Linked DNA regions of Mus musculus: region 2 is linked to region 1. The links are chromatin loops, found by intact Hi-C in ENCODE. Cell type or tissue: heart. All regions are shown on one strand.

Region 1 (8,000 bases):
CACTGTCTCAGAAAACATTTTGGGATACTTACCCTAAAAATAATATTCATTGTTTATCTGGAATTCAAACTTACTTGGGTGTCTGGCATTCCTCTGACAATCCCATAATCCTACTGGAACAGAAAGTCAGATCAGGAAGGGTGGAGAGTGAGAGATACCAGGCCGAAGTTTATTTCCTGAATGGGAGGAAGCCTAAGGGCTGATGGGGGAGGGGAGGGTCCAGGGAGCCTGACAGGAGTGAGTAAGGAGTGGGAGGCTGGGTCTACACGGTTGTGCTGTGCGCTGCCCACTCCAGAATCCCTTCCATAGCTCTGTGACTGCCTAGGCAGCTTTCCTGGAGTTTCCCAGCCCTGTGAGGCTTTGCTGTGTATCAGCTACCTCACTGAAGGTGCCCTCCTCAGAGGGCTTTCCCACTGGAGACGAGCCTCTTCCCTCTTTTCCATCACCTGTAGGAGCGGAAGTGCCCTGCAGCTCTTTGCTGGGACAGGAAGACAATTGTGAACTATACAAGAGGAGAGGGAAGGTGGGAGTTGGGGGAGGACACAGGTCCTTCCTCCTATAAAGGAGCCTTGTGGTGTTTTGTTTTGTTTTGTTTTGTTTTTTAAGATTTATTTATTTTATGTAAGTACACTGTAGCTGTCCTCAGATACTCCAGAAGAGGGCATCAGATTTTGTTACGGATGGTTGTGAGCCACCATGTGGTTGTTGGGATTTGAACTCGGGACCTTCAGAAGAGCAATCGGCACTCTTAACCACTGAGCCATCTCGCCAACCCCAGGAGCCTTGTGTTTTATTCACAAAAAATACATTTAATCCTGGCAGAAGCAGGCAGATCTCTGAGTCTGAGGTCAGCATGGTCTGAAGAGCAAGTTCTAAGCAGCTGAGTTACACAGCAAAACCTTGTGGTAGTAGGAGAGGGGTGGAGAAAGAAAGAAATGGGAAAAAAAAAGAAGGAAGGAAAGGAAAAAGCAGTTATTATGTTTCAGGCAGTGTTATAGGGTTTGGACATCAGGGACAATTTAGGTGAAAATGTGCATTCTAGCAAGAAAACAACAGGCATTTGATGTCAAAACCAATTGATAGAGGTCGCTCCATCTTGAACAGAAAAGAGAAAAAATCCTATTGATAAAATATTGGACTTTGTTGGGTGTAGTGGTGGATGTCTTTAATCCTTATCCTCCTGGGGAAGCAGATACAGGTGGATCTCCATCAGTTCAAGGCCAGCCTAGTCTTCCTAACAGATCCCAGGCCAGCCAAAGCTACATGGTGAGGTCTTGTCTCAAAAACAATAATAATCAGGGCTGTAGAGATGACTCAGTGGTTAAGAACACTGACTGCTCTCCCAGAGGTCCTGAGTTCAATTCTCAGCAAGCACATGGTGGCTCACAACCACCCACAATGAGATCTGATGCCCTCTTCTGGTGTGTCTGAAGACACCTACAGTGTACTCATACGAATAAAGTAAATAATTTAAAAAAAATTTTTTTAAAGAAAAAGACATGAGTGCCATGGACCAGGCTCAGTCAGCCCCTCTCAACCCATGGGGAATCAAGGTTCCAGACAGGTGGGCAAGGAGTTGGCGAGAATTGACAGACCCAGACACAAGGGAGTGCTGAATCTTAATGTAATTTTTCACAAAGCAAACAGCAGTCTTATATAATACAGAAAACAAAGGAGTAGGGTGTCACAGCAGGCAAGGTACATTTAAACTGTCTTACACAAGACAAGGAATGGCTTCAAAGGGCTGACAGGAACCAGGTAGTGTTTACAGTAAAGATAAAACAGCCCTGCCTAGCTAGAGTCAATTAATGACTGGTAAGGATTTCACACCCTAGTCACAATTTGTCCTTCTCCTTTGAGCCTTGTGAAAGCTAGCACCAGGGGGTTCTGCTCTAGCAGACCTTATGAATAATGCAAATCCACAACCCCCTTTTTCCTAGGCCTTGGTAAATACTTGCATATGAAAGTAACTTGGCAGTTCTTTTAAGTATCTGTAGGGAATTTTCATTTGTCAGAAGAATTCACCAATATGCAATGTAGTCTGCTATACCTGGCTGTAATGAAGATTCTAAGTATACTTTGCTAAGCTTGCCCTGAGACTTCTATCTCTTAGCCAGTAAAATACTGTAAGAAAGCACGCAAGACCTTCCACAATATTGCAGGGACAAATCTGGGGCAGTTTAGCTATGGGAATGCCAAGGTTCCAGGAGGCTAAGTTTCCTTGAAACTCTTTGCCTCGTGACTGCTTCCAGACTTTTAAACCTGTCTGTGACACGAGTCCCTACTGGAGTGGATGTAGCACATTAGGAATAGTCCTGTGGTGCTGTGTAAACAGACCCAACTAGAAATGGAAGTGAGCTGTGGAATAAGGAAGCTGGACCCTATCTGGCATCCACCAAGGCAAGGCCAGGGCCAGGGTCCCCTGTCCAGCTTCTCTGACCATCGGAATCATCCGAGATGCTTGTGAAAAAAGTGCAAATGCCCTGGGGGAATGTTTCCCTCCAGACCCGAGGGCCAGCTGTAAGCTCAGGCCCCAGGGGAGCCACTAGCCAACTCCAAGTTATAATCACTGGTGGCTGTGGGACCTTGGGGCTGGTCCTTAACTACTCTGTGCCTTGGTGGCTGTGTCTGTACAAAGAGAGGTAATAATAGAATGTGTTTGTAAGGTTTAAAAATAGTAGTTGTCAAGTGCTTGGGGCAAAGTTGAAAAGTCCCTTGTTACAGGTCTGGAGGGAGCCCGCCCAGTGACTCAGATGAGCTTGATCTCAGGACCTATTGGGATGAAGTTGCCTAGGCCAGGATTCTCAGCAGGGTCCGGATCACGCTGAATCCTTATTCCCTGCCCAGGGCCACCTTGTATCTTGGTCTCTTGAGCCATCAGGCCTGTTTGGAGTGTTCAGGATTGAGTTTGCCCACCCAGCCCCTGCTCCTATGCTATGGATGACTTCCTCCATCTTTTGTTTCTCCCTACCTCAGCCTCCCAATCAGGAAGCTCCCTTTAACATTCTTCTTACATATCTAAGAAATCCATCTCTGAGAATCATCACCACGTACTGGCTTCTCACTCTGACCTTACACAGGCCCTGCCTTCCCAGGCCTGCACTGTGTTCCAAGTGTTTACCAGATTCCTACCTCTGGCTCCCAGCTTTCCAGCTCTGCCTCTGACAGTGCTGTGACCACATCAGGCTCAACGATGTATTGATCTTAGCACGTTTCCCCCTGTGTAGGGACTGAAGCCGGCGATTAAAGCCAGGGTCGCACATATGTCAGGCAAGTGTTCTACTGTCCAGATACCATGACCTCACTGCCTCTTTCTAGTCCCACAAAAAGTAATTTGATCTGAAATTAGAAAAAAAATGGAACAAAATTTGGTTTTACACTAAGTATACTTCAAGTCTCAGTAGTCCTAAGTGGGTAGTAGCTACCATACAGAACAGCTCTGTGGGGCAAGGTGTAGACCATAGTTAACCCTTTACCTCACTATAAGGTGCCTAGCCTAGCCTGGACCAGACATTTTTAGTTTTTGAGACCAGCTCACATGTAACCCAGGCTGGCCTAAGCTAGCCTTGAATTCTTCATCCTCTTCCTTGCACCTGCTAAGTGCTAGAATTACAAGCATGAGCCCCCTAGATCCACTCTGTATTAGTTTGCTTTCTTATCATAAGCACCCGAATCCCATTGACATCTCAGTAAGAGAAAGACACAGATCTAGGCATGACCACTAGATGGCATGATCTGGCTACCAATGCTTGACAAGAAGGTAGGTGCCGACGATTTTGCAGAGACACAGTTGGAAGAACATTCACTCAGTGCTCTCAATGCTATGTTCAAAATAGAGGATCCTAGCCAGAACTAACAAATATAATAAAACAGACTAAATAAGGTAGGAAATATTGCTCAGTGCACTTCCGTTTCCTCTTTACTTACTGTGTATGTCTAGTGTGTGGATCTAAGTCTAAAATGTCATTCCCCCTTCAATCCACGCTTTATCACAGCATCAGATTGGGGGGAGATTTATGTTAAAAAGCCACAAGGGATCACCAACGAGGTTCAGCAGGTAAAGAGCTTGCTGCCAAACCTCAAACAAAGTTGGATCCCTGGGAATCACATGGTAGGTAAAGGAGAGAACAGACTCCCGCAGGCACATGGTTCTCTCTCTCTCTCTCTCTCTCTGCCTCTCTCTCTCTCTGCCTCTCTCCCTCTCTGTTTCTCTCTCTGCCTCTCTCTGTCTCTGTCTCTGTCTCTCTCTCTCTCTCACACACACACACACACACACACACACACACACATGTGTTTGATTTTTTTGTTTGTTTGTTTTGTTTTTTGTTTTTTTTGTTTTTCTGAGACAGGGTTTCTCTGTGTAGCCCTGTCTGTCCTGGAACTCACTTTGTAGACCAGGCTGGCCTCGAACTCAGAAATCTGCCTGCCTCTGCCTCCTGAGTGCTGGGATCAAAGGCGTGCGCCACCATGCCTGGCTGTGTTTTGGCCATTTTAACCCCTCTCATATTCACCCCACTTCCCTAAACCAAACAACTTTGTTTTCTTCAAAAAACAAAACAAACAAAAATCCTATCAAGTGCAATCTGCTGCTCACATTCTCTTGATGCTTGCACAGGGTTCCACTGGAGTGTGCTCAGTCTTCCAGGAACTACCTTCTTTTTTTCTTTCTTTCTTTTTTTTTTTTTTTTTGGTTTCTCAAGACAGGGTTTCTCTGTGTAGCCCTGGCTGTCCTGGAACTCACTTTGTAGACCAGGCTGGCCTCGAACTCAGAAATCTGCCTGCCTCTGCCTCCAGAGTGCTTCAGGAGCTACGTTCTTAAGGAACACCGACTCCCTCCTTCAGCTGCTCTCAGGTGCCAGTAGCTCCCCTCCAGGCGGGATTTGTCTGCCTCAAACTAATTAATGTTTTAATTAAAGTTCCTGGGTGGAGTGGAGGGAGGATAGCTTGTAACGTGTATAAAATGTGTGTTACTGAGATCCATGGCCAAAATGTTTGAGAATCCCCTGACCTGTTACCTGTAGATGAGGCATTGGAGGTAGGCGGTGTGTTTGTAAAAGTCTGCTCAGTTTTTTCCTGCTTTTCTGGTTGTTTGTTTAAAACACCACAGCCAAAAGCAACTCTGGGAGGAAAGGGAAGTCAGGGCAGGAACCTGGCTAGGAACTGGAGCAGAGACCAGCAATGAATGCTGCTTACTGGCTAGCTCTCAAAGACCACAGCTCAGAAAAGTCAGCTACCTCATTTATACAGCCGGACTCACCTGCCTAGGGGTGGTGCTGCCCACTGTGGGCTGGGCCCTCCTGCAGCAGGTAACAATCAAGAAATGTTCCTCAGAAATGCCTACAGGATGGGCATCTGACCGAGGCAATTTCTCAATGGCAATTCCTTCTTCCTGGGTGTGTCAAATTGACAACCAAGATTAGCTTCAGTTTGTTTTGTGTTTGTGTTATTTCAAGATAAAGTCTCGCTAAACTGCCCCAGAGTGACCTTGAACTCATCTATAGACCACATAGGCCTTGAACTTGTAATAGTCTGCTTCAGCTTCCTCAGAAGAATCAGGCAGAATCAACATAATAGCACGACTTAATGATGCACAACCCAGGAATCTGGGGCAGGGGGATTCCTGGAAGATGGAAACTGACCTGAGCTTCCAGTGAGTTCCTGTCTTCAAAATAAATTCTCCACTAGGTATGGTAGCACATCTTTAATCTCTACATTCGGGAGTCAGAGTCAGTTGAACCTCTATAAGTTGGAAGTTGGCTTGATCTACAGATTGAGTTCTAGGTCAGCCAGGGCTACTTGTAGTGAGTTCTGTCTTTCTTATCTATCTATCTATCTATCTATCTATCTATCTATCTATCTATCTATCTATCTATTGTGCATTGGTGTTTTGCTGCATTTCTGTCTGGGTGAGGATGTCAGATTCCCTGGGACTGGAGTTGCAGACAGTTGTGAGCTGCCATGTGGGTGCTGGGAATTGAACCTAAGTCAACTGGAAGAGCAGTGCCCTTAACTGCTGAGCCATCTCTCCAACCCGAGAACCCTGTTTTTAAGGAGAAAAAAAATCCCCATAATAAAAAGTTGCTTTAGTGGGGCGATGGTGGTGTATCCCTTTAATCCTAGCACTCAAGAGGCAAATCTCTGTGGGTCTGAGACCAGCCTTGTCTATAGAACTAGTTCTAGGACAGCCAGGGCTACATACAAAGAAACCCTGTCTGGAAAAACCAAAAAAGGCTGGGTGGTGCTGACAAGCACCTTTAATGCAAACACTCTGGAGGCAAAAACAGATGGATCTCTGAGTTCAAGGCGAACCTGGGCTACAGAGTGATTCCCAGGACAGCCAGGGCTACACAGGGAAACCATGTCTCAAAACAAAACAAACACAACAAAGCTAATTTTAAGAGAAACTGAAGAAAAATGAACATAAGTAAAGTGAGGCACCTCATCTAGAGAGGCTTCTCAGAGGAAACCTCTATTAGACTGAAGGAGAGAGAGAGAGAGAGAGAGAGAGAGAGAGACCTCATCCTTGAGGGTAATAGTGAGGGAACAGGATGTGGGGAGGTGGTGGAGATAACCCCCGAAGCTAGACAACCTCTGAGTGTTCCAGAAACTTCAAAGAGAGAGGGTCAGGCCCTGGACATGAGGAGACTGGGCAGGTGGCCAGGGTCAGCCCTACGGACCTCATGGGTCTCCTTAGGGAGAGGTCCTTCATGTGGGACATAAACATGGGCCTACCTCAGGAAAAAGCCACTCACTGTGAGTGTGGGTTAGGAGGCTAGAGCCTGAGAGCAAGAATCCAGTTAAGTCAGTCACAGGCCACAGGGCAGCGGGAGCCAGCCCAGCACCTGTTCTGAAGACTCAAAGCATGCCCATTACCACTACAAGCCATATGTGCAGCCCACCCCCACCCCAGCTACATTGTAATTTTTATTTAGGGGTTGTGTTGTTTTGTTTGATGTGTGTATTCATTTATTTAGGTTTATTTAATTTTATGTGTATGGTGTTTTTGCCTGCACATATGTGTGTGTACCACGTGTGTGCCAGGTACTCAGAGAAGCCAAAAGAAGGCATTGTATCCCCTGGAACTGGGGTAATTGTGAACTACCATGTGGATGGTAGGAACCATACCTGAGTTCTCTTCAAGAATATCAAGTACAGCCTGGTGTGGTGGCACACGCCTTTAATCCCAGCACTTGGGAGGCAGAGGCAGGTGGATTTCTGAGTTCGAGGCCAGCCTGTTCTACACAGTGAGTTCCAGGACAGCCAGAGCTATACAGAGAAACCCTGTCTCAAAAAACAAAACAAAACAAAGCAAAAACAAAAACAAAAACAAACAAAAAAAAGAAGAATATCAAGTACTTTTAACCCCTGAGCCATCTATCTCTTCAAGCCCCTTGGTGTTCTTATTTTGAAACAGGGACTCATGTAATCCAAGCTGGCCTCAAAGTTATTATGTTGCTGAGGGTGACTCTTGAACCCAGTATGTTAGAGGGTCAGAGGCAAGGTGACTGATCAAGGTTAGGAAGCAGCATTTCAGATGGTGTTGAAGAACTTGTGCAGGTTTGGCTCCCAGCTACCCATATGGTGGCTCAGCTGTCAGCATAGTGTGATTGCAAAGGCCAGATTTCAGGTCCAGTAAAACAAGAGCTGAGTTCATACTCTACTTACCGGCTCTGTGATGGAGCAAGTCATTTAGCTCATCTGAGCTTCAGCCTGCCCATCTCTACAAAAGAGGATGCAATAGTTGTCCCTACAGCATTGCCATGGTGATGAATGACAAGTGTCTCATGCAGGTCTTCTGTTTAGCAGAGTCTAAACTCTTGTTTTCCCTTTCCCACAACTGAACATTTATTACACTCCAACTGCCCAGCAGGTGTTAGGGGATGGGGGAGGGGGAGAGGAAGTGGGGAGGGGGGAAGTGTGTTGGGTACCAGGAAAGAAGCATGCTGCATTGCTCCTGCCTATGGGGAGGTAGGCTCCCTTTAAATCCTGCATAACCTCAA
Region 2 (8,000 bases), 49 kb after region 1:
AAACCGAAAAGTAGCAAACAAACAAACATCCAAACCAAACAAGCTAGAGAGGAGGCTCAATGTTGAAAGCACTTGCTGCTCTTGCAGGGGACTCAGTTCAGTTTCCAACACCCACATCCAGCAACCACACCCAGAAGATCCAGTGCCCTCGTCTGGCTTCCACAGGCACAAAGCGTGTACAGATCTACATGCAAGCAAAACACCCATATGCAAAATAACAATAAAATAAATAAATCTTAAAATGTTTTTCAAACACTGGGATTACAGGCATGTCCAACCATGCCCTGGCGGGTCTTTATTTCTTTGTTTCTTAGACATGGCGGGGATCATCCTAGAGGCTGTGGCTTGTAGACCAGGCTGTACCCCTGCGCCATATCCATAGCAGCTCCTTGTCCCTTTAACTTTATTCTGATAACCAAATCAATTTAGGGGCTGGAAGGGAAGCCTTACATTCATGAATCCCCAATGTCTCGTGAGCCAAGCATGGTGGTCTACACCTCTAGTCCCGGTATTCAGGACACAGAGTCAGGAGGATCAGGTATTCCACAGGATTCACAACTACAGAAAGCACTTTGGTTCAACCTGAGACACATGATGCCCTGTCTTTAAAAAGAAGTGTCTTGGTACATGCCTATAATCCCAGCACTCAATAGACTAAGAAGGAAGATTTTTTTTCTAACATTATATACATTTATATTATGAAAGCAATAGGGTTTGCCTTTTTATTTTTTTTTTTAATTAATTTTTTTTTTTTTTTTTTTTTTTTTTTTAGGAATAATCTCAAACTATAGCCCTGGCTAGTCCTGGAAGTCCCTGTGATGACCAGGTTGGCCTCTTGAATACTGGGCCTAAAGATATATACTACCATGCCTAGCTAAAAATGTAATTTTAAAAATGGCTAGTGTCAGCCGGGCAGTGGTGGTGCATGCCTTTAATCCCAGCACTCAGGAGGCAGAGGCAGGCAGATTTCTGAGTTCAAGGCCAGCCTGGTCTACAGAGTGAGTTCCAGGACAACCAGGGCTATAGAGAGAAACCCTGTCTCAAAAAACAAAGAAAAAATAAAAATAAAAACATAAATGGCTAGTGTCTATCAGGACCACATAGAGAAACCTTGTCTGAAGAAAACAAAACGACCAGCAAAATGGCTCATTTGATAGGGGCACCTGCCACCAAGCCTGACACCCCAGGACTCACACAGAGAGAACTAACTCCCAGAAGTCCTTGAGCTCCAGATACGTGCAGTGTGGTGCACCCCTCCCCCTCCACAAATAAATGCAACAAATGTAATGGATTCTAAAATGTAATATGGAGGAGCTTTATCCTAACTGGGATGAGTATGAGTTGGAATAACCCTTCAGTGTCTAAGGCTAGCTCATGTCAAGAAATTTTCTGAGGTCCTGGCTATCATATTGAACTGTGTGTATTAGACATAACATCAACTCCAACATGCCCAGATGGCGATCAAGTGTCCACAGCATGAGTACAAATCAAATGTATGAGTCCTGTAGCCACTCCTCCAAGTCTGTATTTAATCACTTCAGGTGCTGTTAACCAGAAGTTTCCATTCACGGCATCGCCTACCACCCACTCCTCTCCCACCCATTCCTCTACCACCTATTACTTCCTTGCTGCTTAATTCTTTCTAAGACAGGGTCTCTCTGTGTAGCCCTGGCTATGCTGCAACTCACTCTGTAGATCAGACTGGCTTCAAACTCAAAGAGATCCCCTGCCTCTGCCTCTGAGTGTTGAGATTAAAGGTGTACATCACCACTTCCTGGTTTTATTTTCAGTTTTTGAGACAGAGTCGCATTGCAACCCACTGGCCTCAAACTCAATACGTAGCTGAGGATGACCTGGGCTTCTGATTTTCCTGCCCAGCCCTCCCAAGTGCTAGAATCACAACCCAGCACCATCCTATCCAGCTGCTGCCTGAATGCAGACTCAGTCTGACTGCCTCTGGTCAAGTCTTGGCTGTGAAGGATTAGCTGTGTGACGAGTGAAGCCAGTTAGCCTCTCTTTGCCTTAGTTTTCTTCTCCATAAAACCCACATATTACCTCCATATGAGGTCATAGCCTACATCAGCCAAGCATGGTAGTGCACACCTGTGATCCCAAAACTCGGAAGGCAGGGGCAGAATAACTATCTCTAGGACAGCCTGAGCCACATAGTAAGCCCTAGGCTCGATTCCCCCAGTGCCTCATAACCTGGGAATGGTGGCACACGCCTGCCTGTAATTGTAGGACTCAGGAGAAAGAGACAGGAAGGTCAGAAATTTAAGGTCATTCTCTGCTTCATTAAGTTTGAAGTCAGCCTGGGATATATAAGACCCTGTCTCAAAACAACAAAACAAGGGGCTGGAGAGATGGCTCAGTGGTTAAGAGCACTGACTGCTCTTCCGAAGGACCTGAGTTCAAATCCCAGCAACCACATGGTGGCTCACAACCATCCATAATGAAATCTGACGCCCTCTTCTGGTGCATTTGAAGACAGCTACAGTGTACTTAGATATAATAATAAATCTTTAAAAACAAAGAAAGTTCCCAGCACTTGGGAGGCAGAGGCAGGAGGATTTCTGAGTTCGAGGCCAGCCTGGTCTACAGAGTGAGTTCCAGGACAGCCAGGGCTACACAGAGAAACCCTGTCTTGAAAAAATCAAAAAGAAAAAAGAAAAACCAAAAAGGAAAACAAAAAAGACAAAAGAGAAAAGACTTTGCTGTCCCTCTCAGCGTGACCATCATTATGCCTACATGCCTCAATGATGACAGTCCCAGTAAGATGAGGAGGCATCCAAGCTCATAGGTGAGTCACAGAGGCCCCTCTGAAAGTTGCAGCTTGCAGAAAAGAAGATGAACAGCCTTGGTGAACCTGGGAATTAGAAACAGTTTCTACTGAGTGCGAAGGCTTTCCCACCATCGTAAAGGCAATGAATGGGAACCTGAGGCTCAGGAGATAGGAGACTGTTTTTATTGGGACTGTAGCACACAAAGACAGTTGTCCAACCTTGAAGTGGATTCTGTGTGTGAGCCTAGGTCCGGCCCAGGAGTCATGAGTGCCCGGTTTATGGGCACAAGTCACTACTTCTGGTTTAGTCTACTACTTCTTTGTATTATTATTATTATTATTATTATTATTATTATTATTATTATTATTATTATTATTATTATATTTTATATATTTGGGTGTTTTGTTGGATGTTTGTGTGTGTGCCATGTATGTCTCTGGTATCCATGGAGTCCAGAAGTGGGTGTTGGATCCTACAGAACTAGAGACAGTTGTGAGCCATCTTGTGAGTGCTGGGATTCAAACCCAGGCCCTCTGGAAAAGCAGCCACTGCTTTCAACCGCTGAGCCACCTCTCTAGCCCCCTTCGTCCATGAATTCCCAAGGAAGTTGTAAAGACCTGCTTTCCCTCAGCCTCTTAAGAATGTCAAAGGCTCCCTCTGCTGGACAACCTCTTAAGCTTGGGCTGAGCCCCAAAGCTTGACAAATCTAGGTTCAGTAAAGTGGGTTGATTGCCCTTTAAGAGGCAGTACCTAGCTTTCTGGTTGCCATGGAGACTACTAGTCACAGACTGACTAGCCTCAATAAAATGTCTTCCAAAGTTTCCCCCACTGGTGAGGAATGGACTTCTGGTCTGTGGGTGGAGGGAGAAGGGGTATTTGTCCCTTGCAAACCCACCAAAGTGTGGTCTTCGCAAATTTAACTTTTGGGGATGGGGATCAGAACCAGGTATCCCTACCTACTCTACCCTTTTCTCTAGAGTCTGACTTATTAGCTTTTTCTTCCTCTTGTAGTTTCCAAAGCCAAGGACCAGCATCACTTAGGCCAGCTGCAGCAACAGCAGCAGCAGCGGCAGCAGCAGCAGCCATTCCCAGAAGCCAATGCTGAAGCCATCAGCTTTCTCAACTCCTTCTGTGAGCCAGATGGTGGGGCAGGCGTGGGGAGGAGAGGTACAAGTCTCTCTCTCCACCCGATCCTCTTGAGATTCAGAAAAGACCTGTTTGCTAATGAACATGGAGGGACAAGCCTGTCGGGGAGAGCTTTACCAGCTGGCACCGAGTGATGACAAGGAGGAGTGACGGGGCTGGTTAGGAGATGGGAGACGTGACAAGGGGTGAGTGGGTGGTGTGGGGTCTAGAGGCTGGGCCTGGAGAGACAGCTTCTCTGCACCACCCAGGGCTGGAGGATATGCTCCTGTTCTTCCCGGAGACTCTGGCCATCCTCTCAGACACAGGGGAACCTCAGGGAGAACTGACCATTGAGGTGCAGAGGGGGAAGTACAAGGACGACATAGGGATCCTGACCCACTGTCTACTGGTCCACGCCTCTAGCCGCGGCTTCCTAGACAAATCGCTGTGTGGGAGCTCCCTCCTAGGTACAGCCCTGACTGCTGCCTGTCCCTCACATCTTCTCTCCACGCCCCACCCCCATTCCAATCCATAGGTCCTTAATTGGGACCTGCCCCTTGACTTACCTGGGAGAGGGTAAAGCCTGGGGGAGGGGAAGAAGAGGAAGGGGGAGAGGAGAGGGAGGAGGAGGGGAGGTCATTCCCAGTCACATACCCAGGACAAGAACAGTGTTGACCACCCTGTCATTTTCCCATGGCCACGTTGCCCCAGCCTGGGCCAGCCCGTTCCCTAGCGTCCATCCTATGACATCAGTGCCTCCCTGTACCCCAGGCTACCTAAACAACAATCTGGAGCTGATGGAACAGCACAGTCAGGAGTTCATCAAGGTATTTACTCCCAGCCTCCCCCAGCCTTGCCCCTGCTCCAGGGTAAGCCAGAACATGGGCTTTACGAGGGTGGGAGGGACCTCTGGAGAATATCACACTCCCATATCCCACCAGCCCGAACCTGCACCACACACGGTTGGTTTGATAACCAGTCACCTCCATTACTGCTGCTGATGTTGTCTGGATGCACAAACCGAGCCCAGCCCACTGGCCTCCTCCGGCCTGAAAGCCTGGTCCACTTCCCAGAGCCACGTGACCTGACCTTTCCCAGAGCCTGTCACTATTTAGCCTCCAAATCTGGCTCTATCCTCTTCACCCAGTCCCTTCAGAAACTTCCTCTGTGGGGCCATGCCCTGTCTAAACATGGGAGATGACTTGGGCCTAACAGCCTTCTCAGAGAATCTGTTCCCAGCTTCCAGCCTGTGTTCCGTTCTGAGGTTTACAGCTGTTCATCTTTCCTATTACATACTATGGGCCTATTTCTGACTTCCACCATAAATGGAAGATCTCCTTTCCTCCCTCTCCTCCCCTTCCTTCCTATTTTGAGGCAGTCTCATAACTAGACTGGCCTCAGACATGGTGTGTAGCTGAGGGTGATTTGGAACCCCTGACCCCCCTCCCAAGTGCTGGACCACCACACCAGGCTATGAGGACCACCACACCAGGCTATGAGGCTTTTTGTTCATCTTTTTGTCTGCTTGCCCGCCTGCCTGCCTGTCTTATTTTATCTTTTTTATTTATCAAGACAGGGACTTTTGTCTTATTTTGTTTATAAAAAACTAAGATTGACTGCATTTGCCTATAATCCCAGTGCTTAGGAGGCTGAGGCAGGAGAATTGTTGCAAGTACAAGGCTATCCTGAGCTACATAGGGAGTTCCAGGCCATTCTGAACTATTTTTTTTTCTCTCAGAAAAACAAACCACAGACAAACAGCGTCGAAGATAGGATGGGAGGTAGCCTCTCAAGGGCGAGCACGTGATTGTCTCTCCTGTGTGCTCTGCTCTTCAGTTCCCTGTCCTTCCCATGGAGAGGAAGATGAGCGTCCTGAAGCAGGATGGCCAGTTTGTTGTGACCAGAAGTGTCAAGGAGGGTGAGGTAAGAGTGAAAGCCAAGTGGGAACCCCTCCCACATCCTCAGAACCACAGCAGGGACGAGCTGTGCGAGGTCAGGTGCTTACATAACCAACACCCTGCTCCAACACCTCCTGCCTCTTCTGAGCTCCAAGATCTGCCCCAAACAGGAAACGAAGACCGGAGTCTCTGTTTTCCCCTATAAAACATTCAAGGGCTTTGTCTCCAGTGCAGCCAATGTGGTGCTGCTGAGAGTGATGGCCTGGCAGCAGTCGGTGCCCAGTGGGGCTCGCTTCCTAGCCTTAGACTCGGAGGGCAAGCTCTGCCATTGCACCTACGTGAGTACTGTCTCTGGGCAAAGGAATCAACCTGGGGAGAACTAGAAGGGTCATGAAGGCCACTGAGGTGGGAAACACAGATGTGATGTGGGAGGGTGGTAAGCAAGGTGGGTTGGGTCTAGGTCCTGAGGGCAAAATGAAGTACACTGGAGCAACAGCAGTTAGACAAACGTGGTAGGAAGAAGAGTGAGAACAGAGCACCCGGGATAAGTGGGAACGAAAAGGTGGGAAGCAACCTTCTGTACATAAAGGTCACTACACAGAAAAGACTCATGGAAGCCTGCTTTCTAAACACCTGCCTTCTAAGGCTGGAGAGACGTTCAGTGGGGCATGATGAGGCTCTGACTTTGATCCCCAAGCCCATGTAAATGCTGCACACATATAATCCCAGAACTGCAGCAGTAAAGACAGCCTGAGTGCATCAGGCTGCCTCAGGGCCCAGTGAGAGAGAGAGCCTGTCTCAAAACCAAGGTGAGGGCAGAGAGATGTCTCAGTGGTTGCGAGCACTTACTGGTTTTGCAGAAGACACAAGATCAGCTCACAGCACCCACATGGCAGCTTACAACCTTCTGTAACCCAAGTCCCAAGAGGTATACATCTACATCTACATCACATCTACATCTACATCACATCTACATCTACATCTACATCTACATCTACATCACATCTACCATCACATCTACATCTACATCACATCTACATCTACATCACATCTACATCTACATCACATCTACATCTATATCACATCTACATCTATATCACATCTACATTTACATCACATCTACATCTACATCACATCTACATCTACATCACATCTACCATCACATCTACATCTACATCACATCTACATCTACATCACATCTACATCTACATCACATCTACATCACATCTACATCTACATCACATCTACATCACATCTACATCACATCTACATCTACATCACATCTACATCTACATCACATCTACATCTACATCACATCTACATCTACATCACATCTACATCTACATCACATCTACATCTCCATCTACATCACATCTACATCTACATCTACACACATATATATGTATACACATATATAGCGCTTCTCGGCCTTTTGGCTAAGATCAAGTGTATGTATACACATATATACGTGTATGTAGGTAAAACATTCATACACATAAAGATAAAAATTTCAAATAAAACAAAATAGTTTCTGAAGAACCCACATACATGCATGCTAAACACCCACACACATGTGCACCTACGAACACATATACCAGTTTGTTGTGGCCCAAACTGGTCTTACCCCACTTCTCTGACAGAGTTTCACTGTGTAGCCCTGTCCATCCTGGAACTCAATCTGTAGACCAGGCTGGCCTCGAACTCACAGAGAACTGGTTGCCTCTGCCTCCCGAGTGCCGAGATTAAAGATATGTACCACCAGCTCCTGGGCTTTAGGCTCTCAACCCTCATGCCTTAACTCCCCAAATGCAATTACATGTGTGCACCACCACACTAGGCACTCTTGCAAATGTGCATACAGGTTTGTGCAGGTAGAGGACGGAGGTCGGCCTCAGGTTTTTTTTCTAAAGCACTGTCCACCTGGTTTTAGAGACAAGGTCTCTCATTGTATAGCACCTCCATCCCCATACTGGTCCTCCCTGTAACAAAATGTGCAACTAGCAGTGCTCCTCCATTGAGATGGCTTGAGAAGAGGGTGGCGGGAGCTGACTATTAGAGTCTGAAACATATCCTGAGAATTCAAACTTTGTGTCATATAAGGAACTGAATAGCTAAGCTTCAGTTCCCAGTGGTGAGCTGGGATGAAGACCCGAGGAGAAGGAAACACCTTCACCTCTAGGAGAAGGGGACACAA

What was found. A loop is a pair of places that touch in the nucleus more often than their neighbours do. Peaks named below come from ENCODE experiments on the same cell type or tissue, not always from the same donor. Only the 100,000 strongest peaks of a DNase experiment are listed, where the experiment ranks them.
Region 2: a loop joins it to region 1, with 6 times the contacts of the local background. A loop is called at or near these places in 23 of 42 quality-filtered maps.

The regions. Positions count from the first base shown.
Region 1 is chr1:74,309,785-74,317,784 of GRCm38, forward strand. All of the region lies in intron 2 of Pnkd (paroxysmal nonkinesiogenic dyskinesia), which reads left to right. Among named protein-coding and RNA genes, the nearest start is that of Tmbim1, 9.4 kb to the left of the region's middle. In heart, a CTCF peak has its summit at 3,724 (motif pointing right); DNase peaks (open chromatin) are centred at 217 and 3,727; H3K27ac peaks cover 1,640 bases.
Region 2 is chr1:74,358,573-74,366,572 of GRCm38, forward strand. Catip (ciliogenesis associated TTC17 interacting protein) reads left to right here and starts at 3,563. Exons shown (of 10, transcript NM_001379457.1): 1 at 3,563-3,614; 2 at 3,795-3,950; 3 at 4,178-4,375; 4 at 4,680-4,735; 5 at 5,745-5,831; 6 at 5,977-6,144. The coding sequence starts at 3,590. In heart, a CTCF peak has its summit at 3,450 (motif pointing left); DNase peaks (open chromatin) are centred at 3,469, 4,399, 5,019, 5,939 and 1 weaker place; H3K4me3 peaks cover 511 bases; H3K27ac peaks cover 1,780 bases.